Linked DNA regions of Homo sapiens: region 2 is linked to region 1. Evidence: read pairs that join two places in POLR2A ChIA-PET (ENCODE). Cell type or tissue: OCI-LY7. All regions are shown on one strand. Links, peaks and the distances in the headings refer to the core of each region. The heading gives the core; the rest is flanking DNA. Region 1 has its middle 13 kb from the start of SIMALR. Region 2 overlaps LINC02539 (long intergenic non-protein coding RNA 2539).

Region 1 (2,924 bases), core at 311-2,810:
TTTGAGGCTGAAAAAGATGAATAGCTAGCTCTGGAAGTTACCTGCTAACCAGGTACTATGGAGGGGTAACTTGTCTGGATTGCGAATATGATTTCTTTGGACACATTTAACAGTGAAACTCTTGAGACCTAAAAGGAAAGAAAGTTTTATTTTGGTTCACTGTAGGAACATGACTTAGGTCTGATTTTGGGGAAACTGAGACTAGCCCAACAGAAAGTATGCATATTTGAAATACCCGAAGAAGTACTAAGAAGACCCCTTTGTGTGTCATAATATCTCCCAGTTGGAGGCTAGAAAGTCTCTAGTACAGATTTATTTTTTGTGATTAAAGCTGTGCTTTCTGAAACTATAATCCTTAGTTACAAGTGCCTTTGGAGGTACAAATGAGGGATGCAGGGTTGTATTATGACTGCGTACCAGGCTTGTGTGTGCTGCCTGGCTCCATCCAGCATCTACCACCTTCCTAACTTACCTGAGAACATCCAACTCTTTAAGACTAACTGACCTCTTAAAATGAGGATAATAATAATGCCTATTTCCTAAAAATGTGGTAAAGGTAAAAATATTGCATAAATATAGCCTTTTGCTCAGTGCCTAGTATGTGAGTGCTCAATAAACCTTAGATATTATGACAGCTATTAGTAAGTCTTTGTTAGCCACTATCACTAGAGTGCATTTAGTTAATCAGATTGATTTCCACAGTAATAGTTCCCTAAGAACATTGGACAGGCAAGAGAGAGAAATCTTTCTTGATCTGTGAGGGGGAACTGAAGATAGTATAATTGTGGATCGAGGAGAAGAGGAGGGCTTAGGCACGACATATACCTGGATTTCAAATCTGATTTTATTACTTGCAGTACTTGGGATATTAACTTGGGTATTTACATAATTCTCTTGGCCTCACTTTCTTTTTACATAAAAAAGTGGAGGCTGGGCATGGTGGCTCATGCGTGTAATCCCAGCACTTTGGGAGGCCGAGGTGGGTGGATCATTAGGTCAAGAGATTGAGACCATCCTGGCCAACATGGTGAAATGCTGTCTTTACTAAAAATACAAAAATTAGCCGGGTGTGGTGAAGGGCGCCTGTAGTCCCAGCTACTCAGAAGGCTGAGGTAGGAGAAGAGCTTGAACCCGGGAGGCAGATGTTGCAGTGAGCCTAGATTGCAACACTGTACTCCAGCCTGGTGACAGAGTGAGACTCCATCTAAAAAAAAAAAAAAAAAAAAGTAGAAAGCAATACCTGCCTGTTTTGTAAAGCAGTATCTGGAATAGGGTAAGGTGAGGATAAATGAGTACATGATAAGTAACAGCTACCGTAGGTGGGACTCCAACACTTTGGAGCTCTTTTTATTAATTGTTTATTTTTCCACATCAGCCTAACATATGTATGTTTTTATTAGGATCATGCTACATTTAAAAGTTATTGAGACTTAAAGAGGAAGGAAATTATGACACATGTTACAACATGGAAGAACGTTGAGGTCACTATGCTAAGTGAAATAAGCCAGTTGCAAAAGGACAAATACTGTATGATTCCACTTAGATGAGGTGCCCAGACTGGTCAGATTCACAGAGACACAATGTAGAATGGTGGTTGCCAGGAGCTAGGAGGAGGAGAACAGGAAATTATTGTTCAATGGGGATGGAGTTTCAGTTTTACAAGATGGAAGAAGGCCAGAGATGGAGAGTAGTGATGGTTGCACAACATTGACAATGTATTTGATCCCACTGAACTGTCCACTTAAAATGGTTAAGATAGTAAATGTTATGCTGTATGTATTTTATCACAAGGGAAAGATCACCTAGGGAGAATTGACACCTTCTTATGATTGAGTTTTCTATCCTTGATATTGAACAAATATCTTCATATTCATTCAGCTTTGTAATTGTATTCTTCAGGAGCACTTTTACATTTTCCTTATATACATTTGCACATTTCTTATTAAATTTTTTATCTGGGTATTTTCTGTTTTTAGAGGCCACTGTAAATATGAGCTTCTATCCCATATTTCTTCAGACTAGCAGTCATTTAAAATATAAAACATTAAGAAGCACCATGAAAAAAACCATATATTGCAATAAGTAACTTATAAGGTCAATTCAGGAAATGCAGAATGAATTAGCTTCAGAACCATTTCAGTAAACAAAATTCGTACAGACATTTGTTCCTACCATTAAGTTACTGTAATACATGCTACTTATGTAGTTTCTGAAATCTTAACCACAAAGAGAGATGGCTGTTATTAGAAATAATAAAACAGCAAAGCACAATTGGAGATACAGTTGGAAAGGATACAGTTTGTTCACATTTATAACTCCTTACTGTCTTCTAATGGGTGACCTTAGTCTCTGGAGGGCCCTCTGCTTTGCTGATGGTCTAGCTGTGAGAAATACAAATTAAGAGGATGTTGGGCTGAGTGGGAATAAATGGTTTGGGTAAGAAAGACAAGAGAGGCCTAGACTTCTAGGGAAAGATCCGGGACTGTGAAAGCCTGGAATGAACTGGGCTGGACATTGGAGGGTAAAGGAGTGAGAAGCAAGCCCTCTAGCTGGATGGAAAGTTTGGGAGTGGAAGAAAATGCTGCCCTGTGATACTTTAATTTGTGTGTTGAGAGCAGGGCCATGTCAACCTTTTCTCAGGAGAAATGGTCCTTACAGGTTGAGAAATCAATCCTTAAGAAAATTTGCACCTATTTTTTTTTAAAAAGCAATCCATAAACATTGTTATTTTTCCAGAATTGGGTTACTTTTCCCATCATGACTCCCCTCCTGACTGCATAGTGTTACAGTCAATTCCTATTTGTGAAATTTTGTGAGGAACCATTTTAGAAACATAGTTTCTCTTTCATTTCCAGCAATTGACTCTAATAAGCCTGATTCTTGTTGCATTTTGGATAAAGAGAAGGGCCTTGCTGAGGTCATTT
Region 2 (2,924 bases), core at 312-2,811, 220 kb after region 1:
GATAATAAAAAAATAAGATATATTATCTAAATAGTAATGTTTATGTGTTCTCTCCAGATTAGATAGTTAAGCCATGTATTTAATTTGTTGAGTATTTTGTGGTTATTGCTCTGTTTGTAAAAATGATTGTTGGCTTAAACTCTCATTCAGAAGAGAAACCCAGGGGACATTGTAATAAATATGTATTAGTCTTAAAATAGTGTTTAAACATTAGATCTGATAGTTCTTAGCAGGGCTCTGGTGTTATAACCAAAGGTTAAGCCACAACAGAATTAAAAATATGCCTTACATAAGAAATTTTTTCTCAGGGGCTTATATTTTGAATCTGTTTTCAATGAGCAGAGAAGGGAGATACTGAGAAATGCATTTTTGACTGGGAGAAGTGAAGGAGACACATGGAAGGAGACAGGAGATTATTTTCTTTAAAAAAATAAATCACAAAAAAAACCCCATTAGTAATCTGAGATTGGGCACTATGAGTACCATTGCTTTTGAGACTCTGCCAATAGAAATTTTTCTAAACTAGTTTTTTAAGTGACAAAAATTATATATATTTATCATGTGCAACATGTTTTGAAATATGCATACATTGTGGAATGACTAAATCGAGCTAATTAACACATGCATTACCTCACGTGTGTGTGTGGAGAGAACACTTAGAATCTACTCTCCTAATTTTCAATAACACAACCTATTGTTATTGACTATAGTCATCAGTTGCACAATAGGTCTCTTGAACATTTCTCCTATCTAACTGAAATTTTGTATCCTCTGACCAACATCTCTTTGTAAAAATTCAACAGGAATTTTTGGTCAGAGGTCCTTGGGAAATCGACCAGGCTCCTCCCTGTTCCACATTTCTCTTTAATAGTAAGTGCTGCCTGCCATAGAATCGTTGAAGCCCTTCCTCCTCCTAGAATTGGAAAGCCATTCTGGAGAAAGAGTCAGGATCTAAAGAAGAACTTGGTCTTGCTCAAGGCGGTGCAGAGTGGGAAACTGAGTTATATCTTAGTCTCGCTGCCTCTCTTGCCTCATCCTTGTCCTAGCCCTGAGAGGTAACTAGTGTTGTTGGAGAGCTCTGAGATTTAGGCAAAACAGCGATTCGATTTGGACATCTCCCAGGCCCATGCGTGGCTGGGAGCTCACACTGGCTCAGGGGCGGCAGCAACTCCAGTAAAGAGAAAGTACTAGTTCTATGCCTCAACCTCAACTGTGCAAAGTGACAGTTTACCCCTATGACTAACATGCTCTTAAAACACCCAAAATGCACCTGCAACTGATTAGATCTCCCAGAGTTAGCCCAGGCTGATCCACCTGCCTGCTCAAGCAGCTGAGAATTTGTTTTCAAAACTGTGTGGTTTGACTCTCTCTCAAGAGGCTTACAGATGGCTGGCTTGCTTTTCAAATAGATTTTCTGTGGTCCATTCTCTCTAATTCTGACCATCTATCCCCACTCTCCAGGTCCTGAGATCCACCCTTCTGTTCTGTTTGGTGATCAGGCAATGACTCCTGACCTTTTGCTCCTTGATCAGAATGCCCAGATACTAGATCACAGCTGGGCTGTGTCTTCTGCATCAAAGGAAATGAGATTGTTCTTATAAAGATTTTAGAACCTAGGTGTCTTGACTGCTTGGATTTGGCATATTTAGATAAGGCTGTTTCCCATCCTCCCCAGGCATGGCTCCTTCCTCTCCACGCCCCAAAGCACCTCGATTATTTACTGCTTTCTCTGGCCATATCCACAGTGCAGGGTTTACACATTTTGTCCTCATGAGATTATGGACTCCATGAGTCCAGGGACAGTATCTTATTAGGCATTGGCCTCTGCAGCACTTAATCCAGCGCCTGGGACTTCAGAAGAAATTCGTAAGTGAATGAATGAGTGAATATTGAACGTGTAACTATCAAAGGGAATTCACGGGAACTTTTGTTTCTCATTGGACTGGAAAGGATTCTTCTTAGTGCTCAAGCATCTCTTTTGTTGGCCATTGAAACTGCATTAGGAAGACATTGTATTAACTGAGGCATAGCCAGAGGAACAGATCCAGAGAAGAGACATTGCCATGAGTCAAACCTAGGTACTTTTTTAGACAACAAAGGGTAACACCAGAGTTAGTAGTAAGGTAGACTAGACAGACTACCTTATTACAAAAGCATAAAATGAAGACATAATTGTTAGTTGTGAGCATGTTGCTTTAGAATATAAGTGAAAATGTTGGCAAATTGTATTTATATTGGATAAGATCCTCAGACTATTTTCCCAAATATATTGTCACATTTTCATGACTCAATATAGCATATCCGTGGGGTTGACTCAGGAGTATCATGATGTGGTAGAAAGATTCTTACCTCAATATGTACCTCCACCACTATCTTGTGGGTGGTTTTTGAATGAAGCATTTAAGTGCTCTGGGCTTAATTTTTGTTATAGAAAACAAATAGAATAGGTGAAGTGGTGCCTCGGCCTTTCAAAGTGCTGAGATTACAGGTGCAAGCCACTGCGCCGGGCCAAAATATTAATATTAGTTAGAAATTAATTAGATACTGTATATCACAATGATGTTCTCATCACGATTTGCTGAAAAACAGTTTGTAAGGGCTGATAGGAGGGGACTACTTCTCTCTCCAGCCGTGAGAACCCCAGAAGCCTTTATTTACAACCCTGGAGGGAAAAGTGATAAACCCATCACAAGGAGGAAGTAGGGAAGAGAGCTGGAGGGGGAAAGCAGTCATTCATATTTGATTTCTTCCACGTAATTGTTCCTCTACCATGACCCATAGAGCCAGGAGGAAGTGTGGAGGAGACAGAGATGAGTTACCAATGTATTTGAACAAACTGAAATGCACAGTTCCCTGTCCTTTCTGTCTCCCGTTATTACCCCAGTGTTCCCAATTGTGCAACAGCGTGACCTTACATCAGACAG

The links. Peaks named below come from ENCODE experiments on the same cell type or tissue, not always from the same donor. Only the 100,000 strongest peaks of a DNase experiment are listed, where the experiment ranks them.
Region 2: POLR2A ChIA-PET joins it to region 1 with 9 read pairs; 3 of 35 experiments call an interaction of 5 or more read pairs at or near these places.

The regions. Positions count from the first base shown.
Region 1 is chr6:137,957,626-137,960,549 of GRCh38, reverse strand. No RefSeq gene overlaps it. Among named protein-coding and RNA genes, the nearest start is that of SIMALR, 13 kb to the right of the region's middle. In OCI-LY7, for the core only: no CTCF peak of the experiment used is centred there; no DNase peak of the experiment used is centred there.
Region 2 is chr6:137,734,947-137,737,870 of GRCh38, reverse strand. The region is part of intron 1 of LINC02539 (long intergenic non-protein coding RNA 2539); the gene reads left to right. Among named protein-coding and RNA genes, the nearest start is that of LINC02539, 2.6 kb to the left of the region's middle. In OCI-LY7, for the core only: no CTCF peak of the experiment used is centred there; a DNase peak (open chromatin) is centred at 1,280; H3K4me3 peaks cover 473 bases; H3K27ac peaks cover 917 bases.